Linked DNA regions of Mus musculus: region 1 is linked to region 2. The links are chromatin loops, found by intact Hi-C in ENCODE. Cell type or tissue: heart. All regions are shown on one strand. Each heading gives the region's core, and the rest is flanking DNA. Links, peaks and the distances in the headings are about the cores only. Region 1 holds the start of Ston1 (stonin 1). Region 2 holds the start of Foxn2 (forkhead box N2).

Evidence for each region. Peaks named below come from ENCODE experiments on the same cell type or tissue, not always from the same donor. Only the 100,000 strongest peaks of a DNase experiment are listed, where the experiment ranks them.
Region 1: it touches region 2 in a loop (2.3-fold over the local background); 2 of 42 quality-filtered maps call a loop at or near these places.

What each region holds. Positions count from the first base shown.
Region 1 is chr17:88,625,031-88,633,197 of GRCm38, forward strand. Ston1 (stonin 1) reads left to right here and starts at 1,525. Exons shown (of 4, transcript NM_029858.2): 1 at 1,525-1,832. It overlaps Gm31704 (predicted gene, 31704), which reads right to left and starts at 469. Exons shown (of 3, transcript NR_166677.1): 1 at 326-469. In heart, for the core only: a CTCF peak has its summit at 4,971; DNase peaks (open chromatin) are centred at 2,281, 4,031, 4,501 and 5,121; H3K4me3 peaks cover 1,401 bases; H3K27ac peaks cover 3,421 bases.
Region 2 is chr17:88,438,255-88,446,421 of GRCm38, forward strand. It overlaps Foxn2 (forkhead box N2), which reads left to right and starts at 2,450. Exons shown (of 6, transcript NM_180974.5): 1 at 2,450-2,630. In heart, for the core only: a CTCF peak has its summit at 3,793; DNase peaks (open chromatin) are centred at 2,407, 3,357 and 3,707; H3K4me3 peaks cover 2,935 bases; H3K27ac peaks cover 2,175 bases.

The sequences.
Region 1 (8,167 bases), core at 1,996-6,995, 190 kb after region 2:
TAGGGGCTAAGATTTATGGAGGTGAGCAACCACGCTGGTCTTGGGAAGTAAATATTCATGTTACCATTGGACAGATAAGAAACTGAGGCTCCGGGCTTCCATTTTGCAAGTTTCTGTAGTGTGTATGATAGTGCTGAGTATCTCTTCAAATGTCAGGATGTGAGACATAAAAATTTAAGGCTGAGGGTACAACCCAACATAGCATAGGTAGGGTTATGAGTTCTACCCCTGGCACCACAACGAATCAGGATAACAATACAACAGCAAACAGACAAGCTCCCCTCCCCCTCCCCAAACAATACCATTTAAAATCATAATGCCCTACCCAACTCCAAAGTTTTGTTCCTGTGAAGACCCTTCTTGGGGGCAGTTTGGTTTGCTCTCTGCTCACATGTGAGGGGAAGGAAGAAGAGACTGTAACCAGAGCAAGGGAACGATAGCACCAGCTCGGCTACCCTCCGCTCAGTGTGGACTTGCGCAGTGGAGGCTGGACTTGCGCAGTGGAGGCTGGACTTGCGCAGTGGAGGCTGGACTTGCGCAGTGGAGGATGAACTTGCGCAGTGGAGGCTGGACTTGACAAAGCAGGAGCGGGTGGTCGATAGAAGCCTTGAATCGTTATATTCTAGCTTCATCAGAGTCAGCTCCTGCTCTCCCCTGGAGCCCAGGGCCCCGTCTCCAGAGCTGGTGTATACACACAGTTTTTAGGTAGCCCCGAGTTTTCTCAGGCAGGCACTGTGAAGGGTGTGCAGGCTATGCCATCCTAAAATGAGGATGCAAACTTAAACACTGTTCACATTCTCTCAGGTCTTGATGGGCAGTTGGTGGGACGCTTTTAGAAGCAGGCTTTGAACTTGGTAGGAGTCTGGTCAGAGAGCATCTGTCACTACTCTCCAAACCGAGGAAGTGGACAGATAAGGAAAAAGCTTTAGAAGAGAGTTGGGAAATGGGGAGGCTAATGGCCACAAGGGAGGGATGGGCTGGGGAATGGAGCTGAGACCAAAGCTGATAATTTTTGAGGCTGGGAGACTAGGCTGTGGTTTAATATTGTGCAAATGGTATTTCCTGTCACATGAATAAAATATTGCACATCTGTGATTGAATAGTATGGGGTGCGCAACATATGTGCTCATAAAACGGCCCGTGCTGCCTTGGCCTTGGAGTGACCTAGATGGGGGCAAGGCGCGCACATGCTCCTTTTGTTTTCGTTTCAAACTCTTCAAGGGAAAACTTCCCTGGGACTGGTCACCACACCATCACAGCAAATTTTTTTTGAGGGGGGGGGGCGGGGAATTCTTCATAATGCCCTCACTGTGGGCTTGGCTTCCTGAGTACCAACCCTGAGGGTCCCAGCCCTCCCAGAGCACACAGGAGAGGCTTCACTGAGGCAGCCAGGGTCCATCTGGTTACAAAGTAGCTTTGGAGGAGTCTGGAATGCAGGAATCTGAGAGTTCCTTATTTGGGAGGGCAGCCAATGAAGCCAAGCGGATATTGACCCTAAGACATTCTTTCTTTAGATTGTTCAGCATTGTTACAGAGCAAAAAGCCAGAGTCAGAGAAGTTCAGCCTTGGTAAGAGCCCAGAGGCTGAAGCGGGAGTCTGCCTGACCATGACAATGGGGTACAGCTGATAGCTTCCAGGGATGGACGGCTTCAGCGTCTGTCCTCCCCCAACATCTGGAATGTATGGAGGAGTATACATTAGGGACCATGTAAAAGGAGTCTGTTCCTCTCCACACACCGGCAGTGACGTGGAGACAAAGCCACAAATGATCCGGAATGTGGCTTTACCAGCTGAAGGCCCCCGAGTCGGATTTCAACAATCTTCAGGAGATGGTAGAGCTTTGTACATTCCTTCCTTGAATGGTTTCTGAGGAAAGGCCAAGGAAAAGGAAGCTGGGCTAGAAGAGCTGAGGGCAAAGAACAGCAGAATAGAGGGACCCTGGGCCGTGCGGAGGGGACGGAAGGACTGTGTAAGGAGCAAGATAGAATTTGGGCAATTGGTGCACCAAGACTGCTCTGAAGGGCCAGTCAAGTAGGGACAGGAAGCAGGTTGGCCTGAGTTAATAAAGGTAGTCTCAGAAGTGAGCCTAGCCTGATCGTGGCTGGACTCTTGGGGTTGGGGGTTGGGGTGTTGCAGGGGTGTCTGTCCCAGAGTTTGCCTTTCCTAAAGCTTGTTGGTCCAAGACACCTGTGGTAGGTGAGAAACAAACTCTTTCCAGGCTCACCCTTCTTTAGTTCCTGGCTCTAGGGAGGGACCTCGGCAGCTGGGAGCTGTTTCCTTGAGGAAGGGTGTGGCAGTGACAACCTCCCTGCCAGGAGGTCAAAGGGATCTTGGGAGTATTGGACTTTGGCATCTAACAGACCTGGTTTCAGCCAGGTTCTGCCTCTTGCGAGCTGCGTGACTTTTGGCAAGTAGTTTAACCTCTCTGACTCCTCTGAAGCGCCGGGTGTTAAACAAGACGAGACCTATGTGCAGCTGTTAGACAAGAGTTGTTGGTAAATGTTTTGTTAGTCGCACTTTCTTCTTAATGCTAAAATTCAATGACTCTTTGAACTGCATGTGTGTGTGTGTGTGTGTGTGTGTGTGTGTGCTTAGAGCTTTTAGAAAAAGGAGAAAAGTCCACTTGAGGTTATTTTATCAACAATGTATGGAGTTCTGTACTTTTTGCCGGATTTTTGTAGAAAAAGTAGAAAATGTCTTTACAAATGAGACAGGATCTCTGCTTGATAAAGCTGACTGAAAGAACAGGCAGTGTTTCCCTCTGACTTGAAAGTTTATCCTGGGATAGTCTTAGAGATGATGTTTCATAGTAGAGCTTCGAACCTGCAAGGCATGTGATAATGTTATTGTTGAAGGTAAGGTATTGTTGCTTTTATCTTGTGTGTGGGTTGTATGTATGGTGCATGTGTGCATGCCTACATGTTTATCTATGTGAGTGCTGGTGTCAGTGCCCTGTTTTAAGTGTGGAGGCTGGAGAATAACCTGGGTGGTCCTCGACTTCCACCCAGTTTGAGGTAGGGTCTCTCATTTGCTTCTGTGTATACCAGGCCGTGTTAGCTGATTATTGAGCTTCCACTGGCCATAGGCATGCTGGGAACACACACACACATACACACACACACACACACACACACACAGACACACACACACACGCACCCACACTTACTCTCTCTATCTCTCTCTGTGTCTCTCTCTGTTTCTCTGTCTCTGTCTCTTTCTGTCTCTGTCTCTTTCTGTCTCTGTCTCTTTCGGTCTCTGTCTCTTTTTGTCTCTGTCTCTGTCTCTTTCTGTCTCTGTCTCTTTCTGTCTCTGTCTCTTTCTGTCTCTGTCTCTGTCTCTCTCTGTCTCTCTCCTTTCTGCTGTGCCTGGCTTTATTTGTGTTCTGGGGATTCAAACTCAGGACCTTATGCTTGCATGGTGAGCACTTTTCCCACTGAGCCATCTCCTTATTTGTGGTTATCTCTGTAGTACAAGAGTTTGATTTCTTAACTGGCAGAAAGAATAATGTATCTTTTTTTTTTTTAGCTTTGCTGTAGCCTATTCTGTTTCTAGCCCACCCTTTAGAACAGGGTAGGGGTAATTGCTGTGGAGATCCCCTAATTTGGAGGGGGTTAAACTCTTAGCAGATTCTGAATGCACTTGATAGATTTGTTGAAGGGGAAAAGGCTTGTGTCATGGTTTCCTGCAGCCCCGTTTTTCCTGATGTGAATAGCCAAACACAGCTACTTTTAACTTGCTCTCAAGTTCAGTCGTCCCAAAGCCGCTATGAGACTGGCTACTGTGAAGAAACTGTTGTTTTACAGAGAAGCAAACATCTCCCTGAGGAGTCTTAAATATCAAAAACGGGTTTCTAGAAATTTCTGCCATAATAAAATTTCTATGCCCTAGATAGGATCTTGGTGTCCTGCCATATTTCTGGGCCTAACTGGAGCTATGTTCTAGAAGTTCGCTCCTAATCCAGATGGACTGCACACAGACCTCTGAAGGGTTGGGGCCACAGGAAGGCCATGGCCTCACTGGCAGGGAAGGAGCCTGAGTCAGACAGAGGAATCTTTGCCTCTGAAGGAAGTAGCAGAGATAGGAAGGAGACAGGAATTCCTGGGCCCTGAACCAACTAGATTCCAGACCTTGGAAGATGCCCAAATGCTGTTTAAATGAGATATTGCTCATGCATGGCTGTCAGTAGTGAGTAGGGGGGAGGGGTATCAAGAGAGGCAGGAGCTTGTTCTGATCCAAGTGGCTGCCAACACGGGGTGGGGGTGGCTGTGAGGGACTCAGAGGAGATGGCGGCAGCGGGAGGGGACAAGGGTGGGGGGCGCTGCGGGAGGAAGGGGTGGGTTGGGGGTGTGCGGGGGGAGGTAAAGGGAGACTGCACTAAGCTGAGCTGCCTTCCAGCGCTCTGAAGCAGCTGTGGGCAGGAACCATGGAAGGAAGATTGTTGCCAAGCTCGCTCGTGCTTACCTCCCCTGCCAGAGGCCTAGGGCCTTCTGAGCCAGGCTCTGGGGTAGGGACGGGGTTGGAGAAAGGAAAGCATTTGGTTGGAGCACTAGTTGTTGACTTTGGGCTAGCTGACTGGAAGGGGATGTGGGAGAAGGATGATACTGAGGGAGGGGAAGCAGAGATAAGAGAGATGTGCAGCAGGCAGGAGGGGACAGAGCACTGAGGGAACCAGACCAGCCTCCCACTGAGGTCCCATCTGTAGAGGACCAACCAGAGACCTTGGAGGCAGACTGACCACTGGCTGGGGAGCCAGGATTGAGAAATCTTTGCATGGATTTGGGGTTCAAGATCATAGGTATTATATAAGGTGTGCAAAAAAATGGGGGTGGGGGTAGAGGTACGTCCATTTACAAAGCAATGGGCTAATTTCTTTGTGTGTGTGTGTAAATCAGTTTCTTTGTCTCACAAGAGGCAGAGAAAAATAAACTACACCCATCTTCCCAAACTACCCAGGGAAACCAGAAGGGGCAGACGCTAGGCGGGGATCCCAGCAAGACTGCACTGAAATCTCTCATCTGTCTTCTAACATAATAAACTCTGCTGGAGTAAATATTTGCAGGACGTCTTGTCCTCCGAAGGGCTGTTTGGACTGGATTCCTTCTGAGGGTGGGGCGAGGATGGGCCTGGACCTCTGATCCTCCTGGTGGCTCTGCCAGGTCCCAGGGGCTGATGTTTTTGGCCATTGCTTCTGCTGGGCAGAGCCCGACGGTGAGGTTCCCTCCCCCTGCCCTCCACCCCGGCCTTGGCCTGGCCTCAAGCCCCTTCTTGTGGGTTTAGAGCCCCCAGGAATGCGCAGAGGCCTTTGTTTTCAGCCCAGTCCTAGGCTCCCCCTTCTATTTATTTGTGTCAGCTCTTTTCCAAGCTTGAGTGAATCAAACAAGCAGGGGCCCAGAGGGAGGAAAGAGGCTTTACCCAGCAGCTTTGTGCCAGCAGGTCTCAGTTTTTCCGTCCAATGGGGCTCCTTCTAGGAGGGTTCAAAATAATGGGTGTAGCTCAGTGGTAGAATACTCGTCCTGAGTTACAGTCCCAGCACTGGGCTTCTCTGCCCTGAGGGTCCTGGAACTGAGTGGGGAATAGTTTTTGCTTTTGAACATACACATTTGATTTGGATATCAATTGCCATAGAATTGCTTTAATGCTGGAAAGAACTCCAAAAACTGTTCTAGTGTAACCAACCCTTGGTTTTTGAAGAGACCGGGCACTCAGCCAGCCAGTGGCAGAGCAGTGCCCAGGATTCCTGTGACTTCACTACCCTCAGGAATGTGCTTCTTAAAGCTCCTCACCTTTGGTGTCTTCAGACTAATTTCAAGAATTTATGTTATACCAAAGGAGACAGCATTTGCTCAATAGAAATGTTCATAGAGGCGACAAATTCATAAAGATAGAGGGTAGGTTAGTGAATTCCGGGGCCCAGGAGAAGGGGAGGCTGGAGAGTGCCTGGGGTTGGTCTAGGGTTTGTTTTGGGAGCAGGAGGAATGTTTTGAAGTTGGCGGCAATGGACAAACAACTCTGTTATTAATCTAAAAAGTACATAAGTGCACACTGGTTTTGTTTGTTTGTTTGTTTTTGTTTTTTGAAAGTGGCCTATGAATTGTATCTCAGTCAGTCCTGATTTTTTTTTTTCTCCTTGCTGATGGGTGGTTTCAGGCTATGTACAGGAATGTAGCCCTTTACTGATGGGGGACTTCAGTCTGTACAGAGGAATGTATGTATAGAGGAATGTATGGATGCACACACAGCACAGGTTGTTTGATAGGCCGTGAGTCAAGACCCTCTGAATGATAAACTTCACATATTTTGGGGGTGGGTGGATGGGGTGGAAGTGTGTTATAAACTTATTGGATTTCTAGCTTTCCACTTCACTAACAAAGTGACTACCTAGTAATCATTCCAATGAAGACTTAGTGATTTGATTCAGTTGACTTGCCAGGTGGTTAATCTGAGCACTCAGGAGGCAGAGGCTGACGGATCTGAGTTCAAAGCCAGCCTGGTCTACAGAGTCAATTCTAGGACCACTAAGACTACACAGAGAAACCCTGTCTTGAAAAACAAAAGCAAGCAAACAAACAAAGCTTTGAGTCAAATGCCCCCAACCTTCCTGTGTATGCTCCTCATAAAGTCCCCCTAAATCCCCACCCCACCCCAGCAGTGTGTGTGTGGGGAGTGTCTGTGGGAAGGCACATGAAGTCTGTCCTTTGTAACACAACTTTAAGTGAATAGTGCAGAATAGCTCTCCTATTGGTTGGTCTACCCACAGTCTTGTACAATCCTTTTTATTTTTGTGACTTCCACTGGAATGCTTTTTATTTCTAATTTCCTTTTTCCATTGTTCACTAAACTAGCTGTAAGGACTTACACGTTTTCAACAGGACTGTGTGGACTGCCTGAGCCCCAGCACAGATGAAATGCTATACCCTCTAAACAGTGGCTCCCCTTTTGTCCCCTTTCCAGGCTCTGACATTCATTGCTTCACTTTCTGCTCTCTGAAGCTGACTTCAAATATCTTGTGTTTTTCATTTTCATCCATTTTCAACAGCACTGGCTCAAAGGCTCGCTCTTCGTCCTCTTGTCTTCTTTCTGCATGCGTCTCAGCCCTGCTGTTCTGTTAGTTTTACCTGAGCTAACTCTCCTTTAGCTTGTCTGTTGACTAGCTTCTTGAAGCATAGAGCTGTGGAATTTCTTTGAGCTTACCCTTATTTTTAGTGTAGCCATTTATGGCTGTAGTCTTTTCTGTTAGCATGACTTTCATTGCGGATTTTAGAAATCTGTGAGATTTTGCTTTGTTTTGGTTCTTTGTTTTTTTTTGCTTGTTTTGTTTGTTTCGTTTTGTTTTTCTTTTTTGAGACGGGGTTTCTCTGTGTAACCCTGGCTGTCCTGGACTTGATTTACAGACCAGGCTGGCCTGGAACTTCTACCTGCCTCTGCCTCACAGAGTGCTGGGGTTAAAGGCGTGCGCCACCACCCCCGACTGTGTTTCTGTCTCACAGTATTTTCTAGCTTACCCTTACATCCCCCTCTGTTTGAAACCATGATTGCACAATGTCTTCACTTGATATTAATTCGCTTGTTTGTCAATTTGCATTGGTGGAAAAACAAAAGCAAGAGTTCCCCTTTTGCTATTGATTTCTAGGAACCCCCTCCCCACCTGTATAAGACAGAAGTGCTTATGTTACTTTAGTTTTCCTAAGTTTAAGGCTTGTCATGTGGTCTAAGATAATGCACTCTTCCTTGTTGTACTCCTCCATGTGTGCTTGAGAAGGTATGTCCGCTCTAGTCTGTGCTGGGATGCTGTGTGCGTCTGGCAAGCTCATTTGGTGGATGGGATTGCTCAAGACTTCTTTGTAAAGATTAACAGTCTACCTGGGTATTGCCTCTATTATGAATCTGGGATCCTGAATCCCCTAGCGTTATATTTAGCTGTCTAGTTCTTCCTTCCTGACTGTCAGTCCTTGCTCCCTTGGTCTTGGGGTTCTAATGCTGGGTGCCAGACATTTACAATTATTGTATCTTCCTTGTGCACTGACTGCTTTATCGTTACGCAATTTGCCTTTTGTGTTTTTGACTTGTTTATTTATTATTTGTTTGTTTTTAAAGGTCTTGTTTATTTTTACTCTCTGTGGATGATTATGAGGACCGCGCCTAGTTGCACGCATGCGCACACATTTCT
Region 2 (8,167 bases), core at 1,805-6,804:
ATTCATTACTTGACCTTGGATAGGTATATTTTTTTCTGAGTTTATCTATTTTATGGTAGGCTGGCTCCTGGGGTGATTTATCTCTGAACTATCTGCAGCTTTCAAATTTTATGATTCCTTCGGAGTTCAGGAAGAGCATTTAGCTACTTGAGTTTAAAATAGATGCAATGATGAATGGGAGAAAGAACTACATAAAATATAAGTTCATTCTGTATTTCAAATACTGTACTAGCAATATTAGTCCATCTTTGTCAGAAGGTGAAAGGCTAGCAGATAACCTTGGCTGAGACACTGACGTTGTGGCTGCTTTTTGTCGTTATTGTTTGTTTGTTTGTTTGTTTTGAGACAGGGTTTCTCTGTGCAGCCCTGACTGTCCTGGGACTCTCTCTGTAGATCAGGCTGGGTTTGAACTCACAGAGATCTGCCTGCCTCTGCCTCCCACGTGCTGGAATTCAAGGCGAGCACCACCCCTGGCTGAACTTGGTTTCTTAAAAGCCAACTTTTCTTGCTCTTCCTTTCCTTCTCGTGCTCTTTCTTCTGTATCTTCTTTAATTTGTCTACATGAGTGGGGGGCAACAGTGATGCTATGTAAGGAGATTTGCAGTAGATGTTGCTCCTCCGCTGAAGCACATCTTACATTTGCCCTGAGATTTCGTACTCTGAAGAAAACTGGGATTCTCCGGGACTTTGAAAAGAAAACAAACAAACAAAACAAAATGAAATAGAACTGGTAGGCGAGCTTACATGGATCATACGAATAATGTTGTTTGTGGAATGAGGGAATCAAATATTTCTGGCTTTGTTCTTGTACATCGGGGTGCCTACAATTCCTCTGCATCTCTGCCATATTCACAGCTCATCTACTTTACTGCGAGCAGATAGCCTGCTTCAGTCATTTTATATGCAAAGACATTGAATAGTCAACATCCCCTCATCAGGAACCAAATGAAGCTTTGTTGAGCAAGCAGACGGGCAATGTCTCCGTTTTAGAGACCCTTTCTCTTAATCCATTTATATCTGTGTGAAACAGGTATCAGTAGCATGGTTTTTAAAGAACTGGGTATAGAAATTGAAAGGTTTAATTTCCAGGTTCATAATGATAACAGTAAACTCAAACTATAGTTTTCTTTTAGAAATTCAATGGAATAGTCCTCTCTCTCTCTCTCTCCCTATGTAGATGGCCTTAAACATTTGAGTCTCCTATGTCCTCCTTCCAAGTTCCAGGATTACAGGAATGAGGCACTATACCCTGCTTTCCTTTTGAGACAGACTTCTTTTTTTTTTTTTTTTTTTTTTTTTTTCTGAGGCAGGGTTTCTCTGTGTAGCCCTGGCTGTCCTGGAACTCACTCTGTAGACCAGGCTGGCCTCGAACTCAGAAATCCGCCTGCCTCTGCCTCCCGAGTGCTGGGATGAAAGGCGCGCGCCACCACCGCGCAGCTGAGACAGAAACTTCTTATGAAGGCCAGGGTGACCTCTAAATCTTGGCACTCCTCCAGCCTCACCCTACCCAGTACTGATACATAAACCTTCACTGCCAAGGGCAGTTTGATAGGCTACTTCTAGGCTTCAGTTTCCTTCTATGTAAAGGGAATTCCTGAAATTGTAGAGTTGGCAGATTCACTAAAACATGAAGCAACCAGAAAGTATACCCCGAAGGGAATGTCCTTAACATTAAAAATTATTCTACATTTGTCTGCAATTCAGAATTAACTGGCCACTCCCGTTTTATCTAGCAGCACTGTACCCGCAATACAGTGTAGGCAATACGTGTACAATGCATATTAAGTCCTTATTACTGTACACAGCAATTAGTGAGAGCTCTGTACATTTTTGTTGTTGCTGTGTTGCCTTTTATTACTGGTTTTTAATTTGGGAGACAGAGTCTCAGAAAATCTTTAGTAAAATTTGGATCTGATTCCAAAGCCCCATTTCCCCTCTAAAATCTGCTCTGCATAGAGTTTCCACGGCACTTCAGTCAGAAGAAGGTAGCGTTGTTCTCAAGAAAGCTTCCCGGTCCCCACACTTTCAAAGCCAAGGGGCTGTTCGGGCCGTCGCGGCAGCCCCAGCACACGCGTCGCGGGCGGACACTCGCGCGTCCCGCGCCAGCTCGTCCACTCAGCAGCCGCGCCGCGCCTCGGTCGCCCTCCCATAGGTCCTTCCGGGCGACAGGCGAGGGCTTTTCATTTTCCCGCCTGCACGCCCAGCTCCGTAAACCTCAGCGTCCCCTCGCTTTGCCTTCCGAGCCCGCTCCACCCTTCCGGACGCCACCTTCCCCCCCACCCGCCTGCAGGACGACAGCTCGGAGGGGCGGCCGCCGCCCTGGTAGGAGGCGGGACGAGGCAAGGGCGGGCTGCGGGAGGCGGGACGGAAGGAGGGGCGGGGCCAAGCGCCTTGGCGCCGCGTTGTCATGGCAGCGGGGCGGGGAGGAGGGGAGGAAGCGAGCAGGCGGGAGGGGTGGGGGGGGGGGGGATGTGGTGCTGCGGCGGCCGCCACCGCAGCTGCCACTGCCTGCTCGCGCCTGGGTGTCCCGGAGGCGGCTGCTGGGAGCCACGGGAGCAGCTGCGGTGCTCTGCCATATTGTGTCTGGCCCGGCCCGGCCCTCGCCTCTGGTTCGCGGCGGCTGAGTGACGGTGAGTCCCCGGGGTCGCGCGGCGCGGCGCGGCGCGGAGGCAGCGTGTGCGGCCGGCGCTGGGCGTGGGGGCGCGGAGGCGGCTGTCCCGTGACGCGCCGGGACATTTTTGTGTCCCGGGAAGAATTGGCGCCCCTGCGCGGGGGTGTACCCGGCGCGCGGCTCCGGCAGAGCGTGGGCTGCCCCGGGGGTGTGGAACCGAGGCGAGCACGGGTCCCCGGGAGTGAGGAGTTAGGAGTTTTCTCCCGAGGTAATGACCGTACCGGAGGGGGCGTCGCGCAGTCGGAGCCACAGAGGGCAGAGGACGCCCAGGCGGAAACCTGCGACCCCGGGAGTTGCTGCTCTAAGAGTCCCGGGGAGCCCGCGCCAGCCACGTCGCCGCTCCGGCTCCCATCCGAGCGGGACGCGCGCGGCGTGGAGTCCCAGTCCGGGGCCCGGCCCGGCCCGGGCGGGATGGCTGGGCCCGGAGAAGTAGTGCCCAGGAGGACTCGCGTAAACTTCGGGCGCGGGGCCCCGATGTGGGGTGGCGACCCCAGCCCGGTTCTCGCGGCCGGAGGCGCCCCCAAGCCTGGCTGGCCCGGGCCGGGGGTGGGGTGGGGTGGGGTGGGGGTGGGACTTGGACTGTTTCGGCGTTGCAACATGTGCACTTCCTGTTCGCCATCTCCTTCGGGGCCGAGGTTACTTCTGCCCTCCGGCCCGGCGCTCGGGCCGGGAGGGTGCGCGGTGGTCCGCGGCCTTGAGCTTGGGTGCCGGCCGGCGTGCAGTGCCCGGCAGCCCGAAGCCGAGCCGGGGAGGTTAGGGGCAGGGAGTCCACGTGCTCGGTGCTCGGTCTTGCACTGCAAACTCCGCCCCCGGCTGCCCTCCGGCAAAATGCCTGGGTTCCCACCGCCGCACCTCACGCGAGTTGGGGGTAGCAATTTCATTGGGAAGCCGCGCTCTCGAGATCTTCTTGCACTTGGTTTCTGCTTTAAAGCTTTCCTTTTTCCACCTTTTGGGTGGCGGTGGGAGGAGTCATAAGTGCAGAGAAATGACAGACTTTTTTTTTTTTTCCCCTACTTGCAACTCCGCTGTGAGCGGTTAATTATTTCCAGGTTAGTTGGTGCTCTTTTCTCCTGTCTTCTGATTGTGACAGCCACGTGGCCGGCTGAGTGCAATAGAGTGCTCTAGCGGCCAGAGAGCTTGAGGCTTCTCTCGCAGCAGGGGCTTTGTAATGGTATAGTCTTGGCTTCTGCGCTCTAATAAGAGGAAGTGGAAAAAGCCGAACCGATCACATCTAGTTGTTTCACCTGAATCGTAGAATGGCTTTCCTTTGCAATTCTGGTAAGGTGTCTATTGCCATTTTTGCCATTCGCTGCAACTTTGATGATTCATCTTAAAATTTCAGCAGTGTTAGGTATCTTCAAAGAGCGACAGGGCAATGTCTTTATAAAAAGAGTTCCCCGACTCTTTAGAAAAATCGTTTTAATTTCAAAGCCAATAACGAGCGATTCTAATGAATCTGAAATGATAACATTCTGGCATTATTTCGGGCTTATGAAAAAAACTCATTTGTTTCTTTTTACACAGATTAGCAATGAAATTATCTTTTTAAGGATAAATACTAGTTTTGTATGTAGTCAGATTTGAGCAGAATTCATAGGTGGAAATTATAGTATATAAAAGTGAAAGAGAAAATGATTAAAGTTAAAAAAATAAACTACTGGAGAGTGAAGATTTAGAATGTCTTTACAGTCTAGATCATGCGTCATTTTTTTGATCGGCAATTTTAATTTGTTTCTATGGCATGTTTGTGTTATTACTTAGTTTTACGTTATTGTTAAACCATTAAGAAGGAAACCCCTTACATTTATAGAGTTCTGGAGAAATGGTTCGGACTTCGTTTACTGGGCTTTTGAATGTTCTAGTGAAGTTAATGAAGGTATCGAAGAGGGTGTAAAGCTTTCTGTAGGAAAGAAGATAGGCTGGAAAGTGAGTGTGCACTGACCACTGAGAACAGTTCATAGTTGAGGAAGAAAAGTAAACGAACTGAAGAGAAGTGAAGAGACATTTACATAAAGCCGGAAGCCTGGAACACTGCAAACAGTTTAAAGTAAAGTGAAATTTAAAAGTAATACTCAAACAGCAAGTGTGTGTGTGTGTGTGTGTGTGTGTTTTGAGAAGGCTTTCACTCTGTGGTCCAGGCTGGCTTCAAAGTTGGCGTGACCCTCCTGCTTCTGCAGCTTCCTTTTGTTGTTTTTGTTTTTTTGTGTGTGTTTTATTTTGCTTTGTTTTGTTTTGTGAGACAGGGTTTCTCTGTGTATCCCTGGCTTTCCTGGGAACTCACTCTGTAGACCAGGCTGGCCTCGAACTCAGAAATCCGCCTGGCTCTGCCTCCCAAGTGCTGGGATTAAAGGCATGCGCCACCACTGCCTGGCTCTTTTGTTTTGAGACAAGCTCTCACTGTGGAGCCCTGGCTGTCCTGGAACTTGCTATGTAGATTAGGCTGGCTTGCAGTTCTCAGAGAACCACCTGCCTCTCTGCACCATGGATGCTGGAATTGTAGGGTGCATCACCTGGGTTGCTTGCTTGCATGTAGTTTCGGTTTGTTTGTTCAAGACAGGACCTTGACGAGATCAGCCTCTCGTGTAGATGAGGACAACTTTAAATTCCTGATCCACCTGCCTCTGTCTCCCAAGAGCTGGTTGTATAGGTGTGTACCACCACAGTTAACTTTATGTGTTTCGTTGCTGTTTGTTTTAACAACTCAAAAGAATGGTTATTTTTAAAATAATATTTTTATTCTTCAAGACTGTCATACAGTGGAACTCCCCAGATCCACCCACATCTTTGCACCCACCCAAATTCATGTCCTTTTTTTTTTTTAACTTAAGAGTGATATTTTTTTTGTCTGTTTTTTTGTTGTTGGTTTTAGATTGTGTACTAATAACTGGGTTTTATGTAAATGCAAACAGTCTTCCAGTTATAGTTTTGAGTGCCCAGGGCTTGAGGTTGAAGAAGTAAAACACAACTGAGACAGTACAAGGAGTTAAACCGTACTAAAAGTCAGATTAAGAGTGAGTGTAAGAGAGTCAGCGGGGAAGGAAGTCGTAGAAAACTTGGGAGGGTAGGAGAGGTTTCTTGGAAAAGGCAGGTGTTGATTTCTACGGGAGAACTTCTATGCTAATAATGTCGCCCAAATGGCCACCCTCTGTTTATTATTAATTTATTTTGTTTGTTTGGTTGGTTGGCTGGTTCCTGGAACTCTCTCTGTAGACCAGGCTGGCCTCAAACTCAGAGATCCACCTGCCTCAGCCTTCCAAGTGCTGGGAATGAAGGCGTGTACCACTACCCCTCCCCCTCCCCCCTTTAAATTAAGCTTGCATAAGAAATTTATTTTGTTAACTTTCACACTTTGGTTCCAGTCTTCTTTCTCCCATCTTAATATTCTACTGTTCTGCAGAAACTTAATTATTATACCTCAGCATGGTACTACAATTTATATTTATGTTGACAGTATCTTTTTATCTGTTGGAAATACACTTGGACACTCCAGTGTAAGGCCTGGCTGAAATACTGATTGTTCTATGAGCCTTGGAATCACAGACTTCTAGATCCATCTTTACTTTCAACCATAAATTCTTTCCCTTTTGTAATAGCATATAATTCTTTCAGGCTGTAGCATTCTCTACTGCCTCACTGATTTAACAAAATTAAAAAAAAAAAACCATATTGAATACCATGTGCTAAGTAAGCTCCATCAAAAGAGCAGTGCGTGGAGCTGGACAAGAGGGATTCCTTCATGTTTTATTATCTGTTAGGTTTTGTTACCCTAATTAAAAGATACGTCCTTGAACAGCAAGTTACATAGAATATATTATTTGCCAGCAAGACACCCTTAGAGCCTTATTTTAGATATATACTCTCTGCCTAGTCTGAATAAAGAAAAAGTAAGATTTGTGGTGTGAGGTGTGAAGTTGAATAGAAAGATCTGTTTTTATAAGTAAAGGTGGGAAGAGAAGAACTACTTTTGAATTTAAATATGGTCTCATTTCCTCCAGAATGAGTTGGAATATGAAATAATCCTCTTTTGAGGAAGACTCCTTTGACTCGGTGTGGTCCAGCACTCAGAGAACTGGGAGGAACTGGAAAGAGTACTACTGAAGGAAAAAGTAACGATGGGATGAAGTTAGGGCTGGTGTTAATAGTCAGGATGCTTAGTTTAGTCAGCTGAATGTAGATGAATGGGAGCGGGCAGGGTGAACACGACCTGTAGGAGTGGCCCACAGAGCTTGGGGGCAATGCAGAGGTGACAGCTAGTGGTATGAATTTTTTGTTGTTGTTGTTGTTTGTTTTTTTGATTTTTCGAGACAGGGTTAGGGTTTCTCTGTATAGCCCTTCTCTGTGTAGCCCTGGCTGTCCTGGAACTCACTTTGTAGACCAGGCTGGCCTCGAGCTCAGAAATCCACCTGCCTCTGCCTCCCGGGTGCTGGGATTAAAGGCATGCGCCACCATGCCCGGCTAGTATGAATTTTCTTAAGAGCTAGCAGTTAGTACTGAGGACTAAAATGTTGCTTGGGAAACTAGAATGTAACAGGCATTAGCTATGGTGACAGGGAGGTTTGAGGTGACTACTGTAGACTTTATCATTCTTTTGGTGTTACTGATAATACATAAACGTGCAAAACCTTACCCAGTTTGTCTGATTAGCGTTTTACACACTCTGGTATGTTGTCACAAGCAAGGAAACAAGATTCCAGTATTACTGTTAATTAGATAAATCATTCAAATTTGCCTGATTTTTCTCTAATGTCCCTTTTTATTCCACAACTAGTTTTTAGGAATTTCGTAGAATGTCCTTGAATTGAGATTACCTGATATATTTCTCAGGATTAGGCTTGGCTGTTGGTTTAGTGCAGGTAAACAGGTGAAGTGCCTGTATAGTATAGACAGTAAGGGTGCATGCTGACTTGCCGTGCCATGGGTAACCATCACTGACTATGGCCTTTGCGTTCCTCACTTACATTCCTCACGCTCCAGAGCTGCTTTGGAAGCAAAGTACTAAGTACAGCTCCTGTTCACAGGTCTTGACCCAATTTTGATTGATATGTTTTTTTTTTTAATTTCCCTCAACCTAATTTTCTGTTACATAAAGCAACAAACAAACAAACAACCTGGGCAAATACTTGTGAGCATCTACTGTACTTAGTGCTAAGACTGGAGTTGTGAGCAAGAGACATTTTTATACCCAAGGAGGTCTGTCTGCTGTCATCATAAAGTAGGGTTTATTGGCTTGCTGTGTCTTTTGATTTCATTAGCATTTATACATACAAAGTTACCAAAGCCCTGAAAGTCTAAACAAAGCTCTTTTAAGTAGCCATTTGTAAGCTACTATCATACAACTTTAGTATGTGTGCCATAAAAATAGCTGTCCTTTTGCTGTCAACACACATTTTCATTCTTCCCAAGTAGTTATATTCTGATAAATTTAATTTAATTTGTAGTCAACTATTTTCATAGCTTTGGTGTGTGTGTGTGTGTGTGTGTGTGTGCGCGTGTGTG